Regions from separate parts of the Homo sapiens genome. Here regions 2 and 3 are each linked to region 1. The links are chromatin loops, found by intact Hi-C in ENCODE. Cell type or tissue: K562. All regions are shown on one strand.

What was found. A loop is a pair of places that touch in the nucleus more often than their neighbours do. Peaks named below come from ENCODE experiments on the same cell type or tissue, not always from the same donor. Only the 100,000 strongest peaks of a DNase experiment are listed, where the experiment ranks them.
Region 2: it touches region 1 in a loop (2.0-fold over the local background); 2 of 110 quality-filtered maps call a loop at or near these places.
Region 3: it touches region 1 in a loop (2.1-fold over the local background); 2 of 110 quality-filtered maps call a loop at or near these places.

Annotation. Positions count from the first base shown.
Region 1 is chr10:43,076,954-43,081,953 of GRCh38, forward strand. RET (ret proto-oncogene) reads left to right here and starts at 116. Exons shown (of 20, transcript NM_020975.6): 1 at 116-378. The coding sequence starts at 306. RefSeq lists enhancers at 1-162, 471-1,461 and promoters at 1-338, 40-338. In K562, a CTCF peak has its summit at 2,146 (motif pointing left); DNase peaks (open chromatin) are centred at 38 and 2,148; H3K27me3 peaks cover 1,552 bases.
Region 2 is chr10:43,012,490-43,017,489 of GRCh38, forward strand. No RefSeq gene overlaps it. Among named protein-coding and RNA genes, the nearest start is that of MIR5100, 17 kb to the left of the region's middle. RefSeq lists enhancers at 1-294, 295-1,289. In K562, no CTCF peak of the experiment used is centred here; no DNase peak of the experiment used is centred here.
Region 3 is chr10:42,986,938-42,991,937 of GRCh38, forward strand. No RefSeq gene overlaps it. Among named protein-coding and RNA genes, the nearest start is that of LINC01264, 7.9 kb to the left of the region's middle. RefSeq lists enhancers at 728-1,373, 3,128-3,860. In K562, no CTCF peak of the experiment used is centred here; a DNase peak (open chromatin) is centred at 2,304; H3K27me3 peaks cover 2,479 bases.

The sequences.
Region 1 (5,000 bases):
CCGCCCCTTCCCGCACCCCACCCGCCTCCGGCCCCGCCTGGCCCACCCCTGGACCGCCCCCGCCCCGCCCCGCCCCTACCCGCTCCTCCGGCGCAGCCGGCGCTTACCTCGCTTCAGTCCCGCGACCGAAGCAGGGCGCGCAGCAGCGCTGAGTGCCCCGGAACGTGCGTCGCGCCCCCAGTGTCCGTCGCGTCCGCCGCGCCCCGGGCGGGGATGGGGCGGCCAGACTGAGCGCCGCACCCGCCATCCAGACCCGCCGGCCCTAGCCGCAGTCCCTCCAGCCGTGGCCCCAGCGCGCACGGGCGATGGCGAAGGCGACGTCCGGTGCCGCGGGGCTGCGTCTGCTGTTGCTGCTGCTGCTGCCGCTGCTAGGCAAAGGTGAGTTCTGCCGGCCGCCGGCTCCCGCAGGGGCCAGGGCGAAGTTGGCGCCGAGCAGCGGAGCGGGCGCGTTCAGAAGCGCCTTTCTGTTTGCCGTGGGCAGCGGGCTGTGCGGTCGCCGGCCACCCGGCCTCGGCTGGGAGCGCAGTGGCTGCGGCGGGCGGCGGGCGAAGGGCAGGACGCCTCGGGCCGGGCGCCTCGGGCCGGGGCTGGGCGGGTCTCGGGCGGGAGCGGAGCGCGGGCCGGGCCGCGGGGGTCGGTGCTCAGAACCCTAGCCATAGCCGCAGGTCTCAATCTGGCCGCGCCCTGCGCCAAAGCCGCGTCCTGGAGCAAACGGGACAGCCGTTTCGGGGCCGACCTGGCGGACGGGTCAGGGAGCCCCGAAAGCCCGCGATTCGTGCGGAGAGTTCTGTTTCGGCAGGAGACGGCTCCGTCCTGGTTTCCTTTTCCCGCTCAGCGTCCGTGCGTTCCTCCCCCAGCTCTGCCGTCCTGGCCAGCCGAGGGATTCGGAGGCTCTTTTGAAAAGATTGCTTTTCCCTCGTGCGTTTTTGCCGCCCTGTCTTTAAACACCTAAAAACCGTGGTTTCTGGGGTGGCTCCCCCCGAGGGGCCGCCGTGATAGGCGTCCCACCCGGCAGCCCTGGAGTCGTGTGGCGCTGCCTGGCAGAGATGCTGAAGATGCGGCCATAGGAGGCCCAGGGCTTGGGGTGGGGCAGGGGTTTGCGCCGCCAGCCAGCGTTGGTGCTGGGCCTGGTGAAACCTCAGGTGCCTTAGGATCCCAGCATTAGGTGTGGCCTTGCAAAGATGGTCATCGACCCCACCCAAACTCTGGCAGAGTGAGCCGCAAGGCTGTGGAATCTTTGACCCCTTGGCACGCGTTTAAGTGTCCCTCAAACTGGCCCTGACTTGATCCCCTCCAAGCGCTTGTGTATGAACCAAGTTTCCCTCTAAGAGGGAAGGAGCCCTGGCCATCCTCCCTCACTCCTTACAAAGGGCTTTCTCTCCCCACAGCCTTTGGGAACAGAAGAAGCCATGGTCAGTCACCCTGTCTCTGGCCCCAGGCCCTGCACAAACTGAGTTTCCAGGCCTGCCTGAGACTTCATTTGTGTGACCTGCGCCTCAGCTCAGCATATGCTGAGGCCAGAGCGGGTCCCCAGTCCACCTAGCGAGGGACAGGGGAGAAGCCCTTGCCTTTCTATCTTTTCTGAGTGTTAGGACTTTGGGGTCCCAGTGCTGCAGGGGGAAGACACGGGGCAGAAGCAAACAAGGCGCTCTGACGCTGTCTTGGGATTCTGGGCTGTGGCTTTGGCTTTGAGGTTGTGGGCAGGGGGCCAGGTGTGAACTGCTGCTGGTGTGCTGGGCAGAGGACTTCCCCACACCCTTCCACAGCCTTGCGTTCAGTTGGGGTGGCCAGTGAGGCTGTGGGGGCCAGGCTCTGGGGGCCGGCTTGTGGCACTCAGCAGGCATGCAGGTAGCTTTCCGTGCCCAGACCCCTGGCCCACAGACAGCTTCCCGAATCCAGAGATGGTGAGCCCCTAGCCCCTGGGATAACCCGGACACCACAGTTGGAGGCACTGGGAGTGAAGAGGCAGCCCCACTCCCTGGAGTAGACAGCTGGGGCCTTTGAAGAGGCTGCAGAGCTCTTTCCCAGGAGCCACAGCTCCGGAGGTTCGAGCCGCACTCTTGGAGCTGCCAAGGACCGCCCCAGTGAGCCCCTCGGTGCTCCCCAACCACCCCAAGGGGACAGCTCGGCCTCAAGCGCCCTCTTGCGGACGCTGCACTTTAGTGGCTGGGCCTGATGACAGGCACAGACTGGGTCTCTAGAGGATGAGGGTTCTTCCACAGCTCACACATGCACACTCACACTGGATCACCAAGACACACTCCTGCCCCTTCTCACAGCACTTGCTGCCAAGGCTGTGGACATGCACAGCGTGGTTCCTTCACACCCTGCCTCACCCACGTCCACACAGGGACCCCAGCCCCTCTCATCACTCATACACACAGGGACGCCACGTGTGTATATAGGGACACACACTCCTCATACCTGCAGGGCATAGCCTGTCAGCCCCAGGTATGCTGGAACCAGAGTGAGAGAACCTCCATCTAAAAGTTACATTCATTTAAAAGTTGCTCTTAAAGGTTTCTGGCATTTCATTGCTCAACACAGATACAGCTGTCCCCGTTGCTTGGATGAGGAAACTGAGTCTCAGCTTCTGGGGTTCCCCCCAGGTCCCAGGCTGACCCTGCACCTCAACCTCCCACAGCTCCTCAGCAAGCCTCTTGTCTCTTGTCTTCCTGGCCTGACTTCTTGGGTCCTGTTTTGCAGCAAGGAAGGACATTCCCTCTCTGCCCCTGGGCCCCGGGGCCTTCTGTTCCCAGCATGGAAGAGCTGGGCACTGTGACTTGGCAGGGCCCGGATCCAAGCTGCCAGACCACCCTCTGCAGAGGGCCTAGGCAGCCCACCCCTGCCTGAAGCACCAGGTATCAGCGCGGGCAGCTCAGGCCAGGGGTACAGCTCCCCCTGCTTCATCCTTTTCCTTCTCCCCTTTCTCTGGCCAGAGGCTTCACCAGGTTCACCTGGGCCTGGCTTGCTTCCTCCTCCACTCCAGCTCACTAACCCTGTCTGGCCTCCAGAAGCTGCCTGCAGCCCTCACTGGTGGGCTGTGCCTGCTGGGGGCCTGCAAGCAGAGAGCAAATGGGGAAGTGCATTGAGCTGATTCACTAAATTGCCTTTCTTCTGCAGAATCACTTTAGGGACAGGCTGAGGAAATCACTGTTTCCTTGGTGGTGTGAAGAAAATGGGATGCGATCACCTAGCGGGGAGCTAATAGCCTTTTAGCCAGTGGAGGAGAAAACCAATTAAAAATTATGATATCTGTTAAAATGGAACCTGGGGTGCCAAGGGGAAGGGAAGGCCCGGAAGCTGCCATCTCCCCTGAGACCTTCCCCCTCTGCAGCCTGGCCGAAGACCCTCTAGGTCCCCTCGTCTTAACTGGATAAGGCTAATACCAGCAGTAGCACCCCATGGGGGCTCACAGTGCACTGCCCCTGTGCTGTGCCTACTCACTTCATCTTTTCCAACAAGTCTGCAAGGGTCATGGTCTTGGCCCATTTCACAGGTGAGGAAACAGGTTCTCATAGCCTATGGACTCGAACCGGTAGAGAGGATGCGGGAGCTCCCCAGCCCTGGCCCTCTGGCTTGCTCCAGCCCGTTCTCTGGGCCAGTGGTGTGGGTCCAGGGTGGGGCTAAGGAGGGCTTCCAGGGAGGTTGCCCTGAGCCTGCCCACCCACTGGTGAGTCCCCCCACCTCGGGCTCCAGGTGCCCTCAGGACATCCCAGCCCAGATCCCAGAGTAATGTGTGGCACCATGCACAGACGCTGAGATACTCTCTGGGTCTCGTCAGCTTTAGTTGATGTCTGGGAGTCCTATGGGTCTGGGGAGGAGCACCAGGCATGGCTGTGCCAGCAGAAGGGCCGACTGTGTGTGCTCTGTGGATGGCAGGAAGGCATCTTGCTGCCAGTGGCGGTGCAGATGTTCGGCTGGGACACCAGGCTGTGGCCCTTGCAGCCAACATATGCCTGAGGCCCTGGCATCGGATGGAAGCTACTGCTCTGAAGACAAGGGTGCAGGGATGGGGTTTGGGCATCAGGGATGGGGGTACAGCTGTGTTTCCTCATGCAGGACAGGGCCTTCCTCCTCATTTTTCCCATCCTCCAGGACAGCCTGGGAGAAGAAAGCCAGGGAATAGGGGCAAAGCAGGGTGCAGCCCCCCATGCTCCCTGCTGCCCTCCTCCCCTCCTGCAGAGGCACTTCCTTTCCACTTCAGGAGCCCCTCCCCCAGAAGTGGGCCCCCCCCATCCCCCCTTCCTTCTTTGGAGGCTGCTTCCTGGTGCCAGGTTATGCTCCCTCCCCGTTCTCTGCTGTGCCCTCTATCTCCCCACTCCTCTGCAATTATTTTTCAGCAGAGTGACTTAATAGTAACAATAACAGTAACAATAATAGTAACAACAGCAGGCTGGGAGCACTCCTGAGGGAGCCTCGGCTCCTGCCCTGCTGCTCTAGGGCTGGGGACTCTCCAGAGCTGTCTCATGGCAGGGAGAGACCGTAGTCAAGGAGACCCTGTGTAGGGACTTCCGCATGCGTGTGTGGCAAGGGGCGGGGACTGGGCAGTGACCACCAGGCAGGGAGCACACCTCAGTCATGGTCACAGAGAAGGTGATGATGGCACCAGGGCTGTCTCTCCGTGCCCGTCTGCACCTGGGCCTGCCAGAGCCGTCTTCTGTGCCCCATGGGGTAGGGGAGCACCCCATGGCCCCTGGGAGGCTGCCAGTCAGTGGGACTATGAGGTCAAATGGGGAGGTCCCTTGGGGTCCATGACCCAGGCACTGCACCCCTTGGGGCTGGAAGGGGAGAAGGCCCCAGGCCCACCAGAGCCCCTCTGGCTCCCCCACTAGAACAGCAGCCAGGGCCGGCTCAGGGATTGAGGCGAAGCCTTGGTGCTTGATTCTTTGTCCCCTGAGGCAGGCTGTACCTCTCATAGGAGAACTTTGGAGGACGGGCCTTCTCCTGACCAAGGCTCTGGGACACTTGGCAGCCCCTGAGGTCCTGCTTTACCTCTC
Region 2 (5,000 bases), 64 kb before region 1:
TTTTATCCCAAAATATATTTCTTTGACATATTTTGAAATGGCTGCCACAAGCCAGCAGATTGATGTAGAGGAAATTTGCATCTGAAGAGAATCTCCATTAATGCAGCCAGGCCTTCCCTTTCTAGGCCTTTCCTAGATCTAGGAGAGAATGAGAGTCTGACACCTTTAAAAGTTTAAAAAGAAACATTTACTATCTATTCTCTCTGAGGGCTGCCACCTAAGAGGCTTCATCTACATAATAAAAACCTTGTTGTTCACAACCTCCTTATCTTAACTCAGGCATTCCTTTCTGATTTCAAGCCTTTAGACAACAGCTTAACTCTCTCAACCAATTGTCAACTAAAGAATCCTTAAAACCCACCTAGGACTTGCAAGCCCTCACTTTGAAATGTCCCGGCTTTTCGGGCTGAACCAATGGGTACTTTACATGTATTTATTTATGTCTTTACTGTAACTTCTGCATCCCTAAAAGGCATAAAACCAAAATGAAACCTGATTGCCTCAGGCACACTTCTCAGAACCTCTTGAGACTGTTCCCTGGACCAGGGTCCCTCATATTAGCCCAGAATAAACCTCTTTAAATATTTTACAGAGGTTAGTTTATGTTCATCAACAAAAGGAAAAACTGAAAAATGAGATATCCATAATGGGCTTAGAAAAGTGATGACATATTCCTACAAATCTAAACACCACATGCAAGTGCAGGGCTGTGTACATGCTCAGGAAAAAACCTGATAAAGATCTAGTCTCTCACTTATAGCTTAACTTGAGGTTCTGCATTTGCAGGAAGTGAAAGTTAAGGCAGATGTATAAACTGCAGGCCTGAACATTGACAGTGTGCTCCAACATATACACAGAGTTCCCAGCAAAGACTGGGAGACTCATTGGTCCAAGACATTCAAGGAAATTTCTGTCCAATCATTAGCTGACCACTATACCAACTAAGAAGAGACTTCGGTGGCTGCACATAACCAAGAATACAGACTTTACAGAATTAACCCAGGAAATCCACCAAACAAACAAGCAGAAGCAACAATAACAACAACAATAAACAAACAAAAAAGCTTGGTTAGGAAGGGGAATCTTATTTTCCATGTCGCCACATTATATTATTTAATATATTCAGTTTTCAACAAGAAAACATAGGAGATAGGCAAAGAAACAGGAAAGTATGGCCCATACACAGGAAAAAAGTCAGTCAATAGAACTGTTCCTAAGGAAGAGCAGATGAGATGTTGGACTTACTAGACAAAGACTTTACATCAGCTATTGTAAATATGTGCAAAGAACTAATGAAAATCTTGTATAAATAATTAAAAGAAAGTATGACAACGACATCTCACCAAGTAGATATATAAATAAAAACATAGAAACTACAATAAAAACAAATAGAAATTCTAGAATTGAAAAGTACATAATTAAAATTAAAAATCACTGGAGGGGCTCAACACAAGATTTTCACTTACATAAAACAGCATCAGTGAACCGGAAAATAGATGAAATAAAATGATACATTTGTAGAATAGGACAAAAAATTAATGAAATAAATGAACAGAAGCCTCAGAAATCTGTGGAACAACATCAAGTGTGCCAACATACAGACAATGTGAGTTAAGGAGGATAGGAGAGAGAAGGGGTCAGAGAGAATATATGGAGAAATAATGGCTGAAAATGTGCCAAATTTTATGAAAACATTAATCTATGTATCTAAGAAGCTTAATGAACTCCTAGTAGGATAAACTGAAAGTGATCCACACCTAGATCCTTCATAATCAAATTGTCAAAGTGACAAAGACAAGAAGAGCCTTGAAAGTAGCAAGAGAGGCTAGACACAGTGGCTCACGCCTATAATCTCAGCACTTTGGGAGGCTGAGGCAGGAGGATTACTTGAGCCCAGAAGTTGGAGACCAGCCTAGGCAACATAATGAGTCTCCGTCTCTACAAAAATTAGCCAGGTGTGGTGGTACATGCCTGTGAGCCCTGCTATCAGGAGGCTGATATGGGGGAATCGCTTAAGCCCAGGAGATTGAGGCTGCAGTGAGCCATTATCATGCCACCGCACTCTAGCCTGGGCAACAGAGCAAGACCCTGTCTCAGAAAAAAGAAGAAAGTAGCAAGAGACAAGCAACTCATCACGTGCAAGGGATTCTCAACAGGATTAATAGCTGAGTTCTCATCAAATATCATGGGAGCCAGAAAGCAGTGGAATGACATATTCAAAGTGCTAAAAAAAATGACTTTTAACTAAGAATTCTATATTTGGCCAAACTGTTTTTCAAAAAGAGCAAGAAATTAAGACATTCCTGGATAAACAAAAATTGGCAGAATTCATTATTAGCAGATTTTCACATAATGGCTCAAACAAATACTAATGGGAGTGCTTTAGCTGAAATGAAAGGACACCGGACAATAACTAGATTCACATAAGGAAATAAAAGTCACCAATTAAGGTATCTACAATGTAAATAAAAATGACAATTTGTTTTGTGACACTTTTCTTCTCCTATCTGATTTAAAAGACAACTACACAAAGCAATAATTGTGTTGATGAGTTTAAAATGTATAAAGATGTAATGTCATGACAATGGCAAAAAGAAGAGATAAGGAATAGATTTATATTGAAGCAAAGTTCTTTGTATAGTATTGAAATAAAATTCATATTAATATCAACTATACTGTTTTAATTAATATGTTATTGTAGCCCTCAGAGGCCCACTAAGAAAATAACCATATATATATATATATATATATATATATATATATATATATATATATAAAACAGACATAAATCCATTTTTCCCAGGAATTACATTAAATGAATTAAACACTCCAACCAAAAGTCAGAGATTGGCAGAATGGATTTGAAGAGTGTGATTCAACTATACTTCAACAAGACACATACTTCAGATTCCAATACACAAATAGGTTGAAATGAAAGGACGGAAAGGATATGCCATGCATACGGTAAACAAAACAGAGCTGGTGTGGCTACACCAATATACAAGATAGGCCTTAAGGCAAAAATTGTTACTAGAGACAAAGAAATACTTGTATAATGATAAAAGAGTCTACCTATTAGAAAGACATAACCAAAGTGGTTATGTCTTGCCATCTAACAACAGAGCTACTAGATATATGAAGATAAAAGTGAAAGAAAGGAGGAAGAAATAGTTCAACATAATAGCAGGAGACTTAAATACTCAACTTTCAATAATGGATAGAACAACTACACAGAAGACCAACAGGGGACCCAAAGACTTGAACAACACTCTAAACCATTAGACATAACAAACGTCTATAGCACACTCCACCGTACCACAGCAGAATACATATTCTTCTCAAGTGTACATAGGACATTCTCTAGGATAGATCATATATTAGATAAAAAAATAAATCTCAATAAAATTTTAAAGATTAAACTCATATAAAGTATCTTCTCTGACCACAATAGAACTAGAAATTAATAACAGAAGGAAAACTGGAAAATTCACAAATATGTGGAAAATAAACAATGCACTTCTAAAAACAACCAAGGGGTCAAAGAACAAATCAAGAGAAAAATTAGCAAATACTTTGCAATGAATGAAAATGAGAAAGTATGTGATATGGTTTGGCTGTGTCTCCATTCAAATCTCAACTTCAATTGTATCTCCCAAAATTCCCACATGTTGTGGGAGGGACCCAGGGGGAGGTAATTGAATAACGGGGGCTGGTCTTTCCTGTGCTATTCTTGTGATAGTTAATAAGTCTCACGAGATCTGATGGTTTTATCAGGGTTTACCCTTTTGCTTCCTCTGCATTCTCTTTCCTGCTGCCGCCGTGTAAGAAGTGCCTTTTGCCCTCTGCCATGACTATGAGACCTCTCCAGCCATAGAGAACTGTAACTCAAATTAAACTTCCTTTTTTTCTCAGTCTTGGGTATGTCTTTATCAGCAGCATGAAAACAGACTAATACAGTACAAAAACAAAAAATTGTTTCATTTAAAAGATAATCAGAATTGCAAACCTTTAGCTAGACTGACCAAGAAAAAAGAAGATTCAAATTACTAAAATCAGAAATGAAAGAGACATAAACATGCATATATCTTTATATTATTATAAAGAATTATTTATATATTATCCTAAATTATTACTTATATTCCTTTAGGTATATACCCAGTAATAGGATTGCTGGGTCAAATGGTATTTCTGGTTCTAGGTCGTTGAGGAATCTTCCACAATGGTTGAACTAATTTACATTCCCACCAACAGTGTAAAAGCATTCCTATTTCTCCACAGCCTTGCCAGCATCTGTTGTTTCTTGACTTTTTAATAATCACCATTCTGACTGGTGTGAGATGGTATCCCACTGTGGTTTTGATTTGCATTTCTGTAATGATCAGTGATGTAGAGCTTTTTTTCATATATTTGTTGGCTGAATAAATGTCTTCTTTTGAGAAGTGTCTGTTCATGTCCTTCACCCACTTTTTAATGAGAGTGTTCATTTTTTCTTGTAAATTTGTTTAAGTTCCTTGTAGATTCTGGATATTAGACCTTTGTCAGATAGATAGATTGCAAAAATTTTCTCCCATTCTGTAGGGTGTCTGTTCATTCTGATGATAGTTTCTTTTGCTGTTAGTTCCTCTTTCTTTTAGATCCCATTTGTCAATTTTTGCTTTTGTTGCAATTTCTTTTGACATTTTCATCATGAAATCTTTGCTCATACCTATGTCTTGAATGGGCCTAGATTTTCTTCTAGGGTTTTTATAGTTTTGAGTTTTACATTTAAGTCTTTAGGCCATCTTGAGTTAATTTTTGTATAAGGTGTAAAGAAGGGCTCCAGTCTCAATTTTCTGCATATGGCCAGCCAGTTTTCCCAGAACCATTTATTAAATAGGGAATCCTTTTCCCATTGCTTGTTTTTGTCAGGTTTATCAAGGATCAGATGGTTGTAGATGTGCAGTCTTATTTCTGAGGTCTCTATTCTGTTCCATTGGGCTATGTGTCTGTTTTTGTACCAG
Region 3 (5,000 bases), 90 kb before region 1:
AGACATTAATTGATGCTGCTCACCACACTGTTGTTTCTCCTTTTTTTTATGTGTACGGTGGCCTCTGAGCAGGGGTAATATGAGGTGACCAGGATCCCCCCGCTGAGCCTCCTGCAGGCTGCTTCAGTGGGCACAGCCCATGATCCTACTCCACAGTCAGGAATGAGCACCCCAAACCTGCCAAGCTCCCACCTCACAGGAGGTCTATTGTGTCAGCCTCCTGAGCTCCTAGGCATGAAAGCACCTTGCTGGACAAAGGCAGGGATTGCTAGCAGGCAGCAGCACACAGGCGATCATGGGAAGACCCGGGGCCCTGCCCGATCCACCACACACCCACACACCAGTCATGCTCCATCCTGTCACAATATCAAAGAGGAAGCATCAAGGCTGACAGCCACAGCTGAAAAGAGCTGTGCACAACCGCCACCTTGGTCCCTGTGAGGGGTCTGGTCACTGGCCTGACGGTGACACCTTCTCGGGGTACAGAGTCCCAGACTCCCTGTTGTTCCTGTCTTGGGAGCAGTATTGGCGCTGGCCTCAGGCCACCTGGGCCTCTCCACTCCCTTCTCCCCTAGCAGGCCTCTTGCTCAGAGCTCCTACGAGGTCTCCTCTCCCAGCTCCTCTGAGCTGGGCTGCAGGCTGGGTGTGTAGAGAAGAGCAGAGGAGGCTGGGAGAGCTCCCTGAAGTCACGTTACTGTCTGCTCAGCTCAGAGAGAAGAGCTTCAGAGACAGGGAGGACTGAGTTCAAAGGGAAGCCCTGGGGCTGGAGGTGACCCTACCTGGCTGCCGCAGAGGACTAGCCACATGCCTGCCACATGCCAACCATCGTCCCCTGTCACTGCAGCCTCTGTCATGTCAGCCTTCAGCTCCCTGGAGCAGTGAGGCGGGCTGTCCTCGCCCCTGCCTCGACCTGAGCCTTTTAAGCAAATCAGCAATGTAATTATTGATCTGTAAAAGAAAAGGAATTAATATGGCCGCCCACATCCTTTGTACATAAGAGTATTTAACAATGAACTCTGCTTAAACTTCATAAAAGCCTCTTCAGCAAATCAGCACAGAAGTATCGATCTGGAAGCTGGCCTGTGAATTCCAGCTGACTGCCTCTCCCACTGAAGGACCATTACTTGGTCTTACCGAATCTCCTCTCTCCATTTATGGCTGGGCGCTTCCTCCTGGGACGCTTCTGCTGCCTCTCCACAGGGACTGAGCTGCCCAGTTTTGCTGATCCTCCCTTTTCCTGGAGTCCAGCGTATCGACTGGAGAGAGTACTGGGGAGGTGCTCTTGGTTGGGGCTCTGCAGCCACCCTGGGCCTAACACCCCAGGCTCAGGCCTGCCCTAGAGACCCTTGGTCACCCTGCTTTTCATGGAGCAGAAGCTGGGGTACTCGGTGTGCACCCTCTTGTTCACCCTCCCAAATGGGCATTCTTGCTTCACCTTGCAGGGTCACCCAGATGCTGGGGGCTGGGGCCAGCCTTCCAGCCAATGGCTGAGCGCTTTCCTTCTCAGATATGTGAGTTGGGGCTGGCATCACCCACAATGTAGCAAGCTGGACCCACTGCCACTGAGGCCGTGGGCTCTCCCTAATGGGATCTTGTCCAGGTACCCGAGGAGGCCAGTGAGTCAGCAGGCTCTGCCAGAGCACCCACCAGCCCTGGCATCCAGCAAGATGGCTTTGCCCTTGGAGCCTTCCCATCCACCCTGGGCCCAGCCTGCCAGTTACTCTGAGCCTGTGGCTGTGCATCTGGCCTGGGACCCTGTCCTGTCTGCTGGGTAGTGTCAGGGTCCCATGGGAGAGTCAGTCCTATCTTGAAGCAGGACTCTGAGCTCACTGCCAGCTGCTCAGGGTTCTCCTCGGCTGCCCAGCTCTAGGAGCAGAGGCCTGAACCCTGTGACCTCTGTGGGGCCACTTGCAGATGGGGCAGGGATGGGCTGGTGGATGAGATGGGGTGGCTCTGCAGATGGGGTGGGGGATGCCGACAACTGAGGCAGTGAGTGCAGTGGCAGGAGTTGGGGTCTCTGGGTTGGGCCTCGTCCAGGGCTAGCATCTAGGGGGTCCAGAACCCCCTTCCTCTCTGGCCACCATGGCTGCCTTTGTGAAATGAGCTCTGGCCTTGGCCTCTAAGGCCCCTACAGCCCTGACTTTATGCATAGCAGCAGAACAGGGTCAGAGAGTCCAAACCACAGACCCCACGTCACAGGCCAGCCCCTCAGAAATGCACAGTGCCTAACAGGAACAGAGCCTCCAACACACTGGGAAGTGGCTGTGGTGGCGTCCGCCCCCGCTGATCATGTCGTCTGCCCTGCACCCTCCCACGCCTCTGCACTGGATGCAAGCTCACTCCACATGCCTCTCTCTGCCGTGGCTCCTGCCTTGTACCTCCTCCTCTCTGTCTCATTCTTCTTGTCTTTGCCTCCTTCTCTGTCAGTTTCTTTGTTTCTATTTTCTTCTCTGCTGGCCCCTGTTTTCCCTTTCTCTTTGTCTCTTTCTGATCTTTCTCTGTTAATCCTGACGTTCTGGTTGTCTTTCTGGCCACCCCCACGACCACTCATGTCCAGCATTCCCTGGATCAGGGTGGGTGAGGCTCATGCCCAGGTCTCAAGAGGAGGTCCGGGTGCTGGGCCCTGCCTGGCAACTTGGAGAAGGCTCCCCTTGAGAACACTCACTCCTCCAGGGGGATGGAGGCTGTGGGGGCAAGCTCTTCTCAGAGCAGGTGCACAGCAGTCCCTCCTGGCCCTGCAGGTCTTGCTGGTTGCCCTACCATGAGCCACATCTTGGGGCCGGCAGTGGGGAGGAGGAGACCTCTGTGCTGGCCATGATTTGAGGGACACCAGAGGACTCCAAGGGTGCCCCACCTCACAGCATCCCTTCCCCACCTTCCTCCAACCTGCTCCTGGCTGCCAATGGCCAGGACAGGTCAGGTCAGGTGAGGGGTGATGGGGACCACCAGAGGGCTGCAGGCTGCCACCCCCTCCATCCAGCTGCCGACCAGCTGGGAGAGGTGCTGTCCTCACACTCACACAAAGCCTTGGTGAGAGAACAGAGAGGGATGCTTGCATGTGGCATTGCACCCCTGGGAAGAGGAGCACCCCAGGAACTTGGGGTCCATGCGGTCCATGCCTCGGGGCCCTATAGCCTGGAGTCTAGGTCCCCAAGCTCCTCCAGGCCACCTTGAGGGCCTCTGCCAACACGCACTGCCTCAGGAGGGCATGCAGGCCACAGACAAGGGGCAGGGCCTCAGCTCTCACTAGAAAGAAGCCGAGGAGGGGGCCTCTGAGGAACTGGCGGGGGTCCCACAGGCAGGACAGCCCAAGGTCATGGCCTCTAACTCAGAGGGGGCCTCTGGAAGCGCCACGTTCACTAGGCACGGGCTGGAGGCAGCCCGTTCACTAGGGCGGTCTCCCGAAGACGTATCTGTTGCAGGGGCAGCGAGAATTCCAGGGGAACTCTAGAAAATGAGTGGCACCTGCCCTCCTTGTGACTGGTCAAGGAATATTGGGGCCTACTGAGCATGCTTGGGGTACCCTCCTCTGCAGATAGCCCATGCAGGTCCAGGGGCCTGATCCCACCTGCCACCCCCAGGCTGGGAGACTCAGAGCCCATCAGTGCTGGTGTCAGAAGAGGTCGCCCCTTTCCTGACCCCTCTGCTTCCTGCCACCCGGAGATCAAAAGGTGTCTCCTCGGCGGTTCCTGTCACCAGCCTTAATGCACGCTCTCCCCATTAGCACAGGGGCTGGGAGGGGAGGCAGCCAGGGGAAGATGGGAGCCTCAGATCTGAGCCCAGAGGAAGGAGACAGGGGTGGGAGGTCTAGGGAAGATTCAGCGATAGGCCTGCCCTCCTGCGGCCCTCCAGACACCAGTCTTAGAGCCCTCCTGCATGGGGAGACATGGGGCATACTGGGGAAGGGTGAGGTCCTCTCTGAGCCCCACCAGCCCTGACTTGACTGCCGCTCTGTGCTGAGTGCTCCCCGCACACGGCTCCTGGTGACAGCACCCGTGTGCTAGTACCGAGCCACAGGGTGGTCACAGATGCTGTCCGTGTGGTCTCCAGCCCGTGTCAGTGGGGAAGGGCCCACAGTGCTTTTCTGAGGCCAGAGCACTGTCATTGCCCCTCGAAGAACCAGCTAATGGCAGTTTCCAGACTAGAACCTGGTCTCCTCGTGGCCTGTGCAGGGTTGGGGTGCTCAGCCCAGCCTCAGGGGGTCACCTACACCCCACCCCCAACTGCCCGTAGGCCCAGGGAGCTGGAGAGCTTCCCTGCCTGCTTGCAGGCACTCACGGCCCTGTGACACACACACACTCATCCCCAATGAAGGTGCACCCCTGACCAGGTGTGGACCCCAGGCCAGGCAGCAAAGAGACAGCTGGCCTGACTTGGGTCCTCAGCCTGGCCCAGCCCCAGCCGCCGGCTTGAGCAAGCCCTTCCCGAGAGGTCAACCTCCCATCCAGGGCGTGAGGGTTGCAGCCTGATCCCACCCTGCTGCATCTGCCCTGTGGAGCCCTCGTCCTTTTTCCCTGGGGTCTCCCTCCCCGCCAGGCCAGGCTCTACCCTCAGGGCCGGAGGCCTCCTGGGGGAGGTTCATGTCTCACTTTGCAGCCTCCAGCCAGATGGCCTCCATAATTCATTTTAGTGAAATATGGCAACACTTTTATTGGCGATGATCCTATCTGGAGCCTGGGGACAGTGATGGCCAGACCAGGGCTGGTATCTGCTTTCACAGAGCTCCGAGAAAAGCCTGCATGGTTATGTTCGCGGATGTGCACTCATTTCGCGTTGCTGGGAGGGGGGGTGGGGCAGGGCAGAGGCTGCCTCTGGGTCTCCTGATTCCAGGCAGTCTGGGGCAGGAGGCCCACAGGCCCCTGCACTGGCCTGACAGAAGGCTCGGGCCCGGGGCAGAGGGGTGGGCTGCACCCTGCACTGATGCTCAGACCAAGCTGAGAGGTGGAGAAGTCAGGGGATATGCAAGGTGATGGGGAGCAGCTACCCAGAGCTGTGGGGTG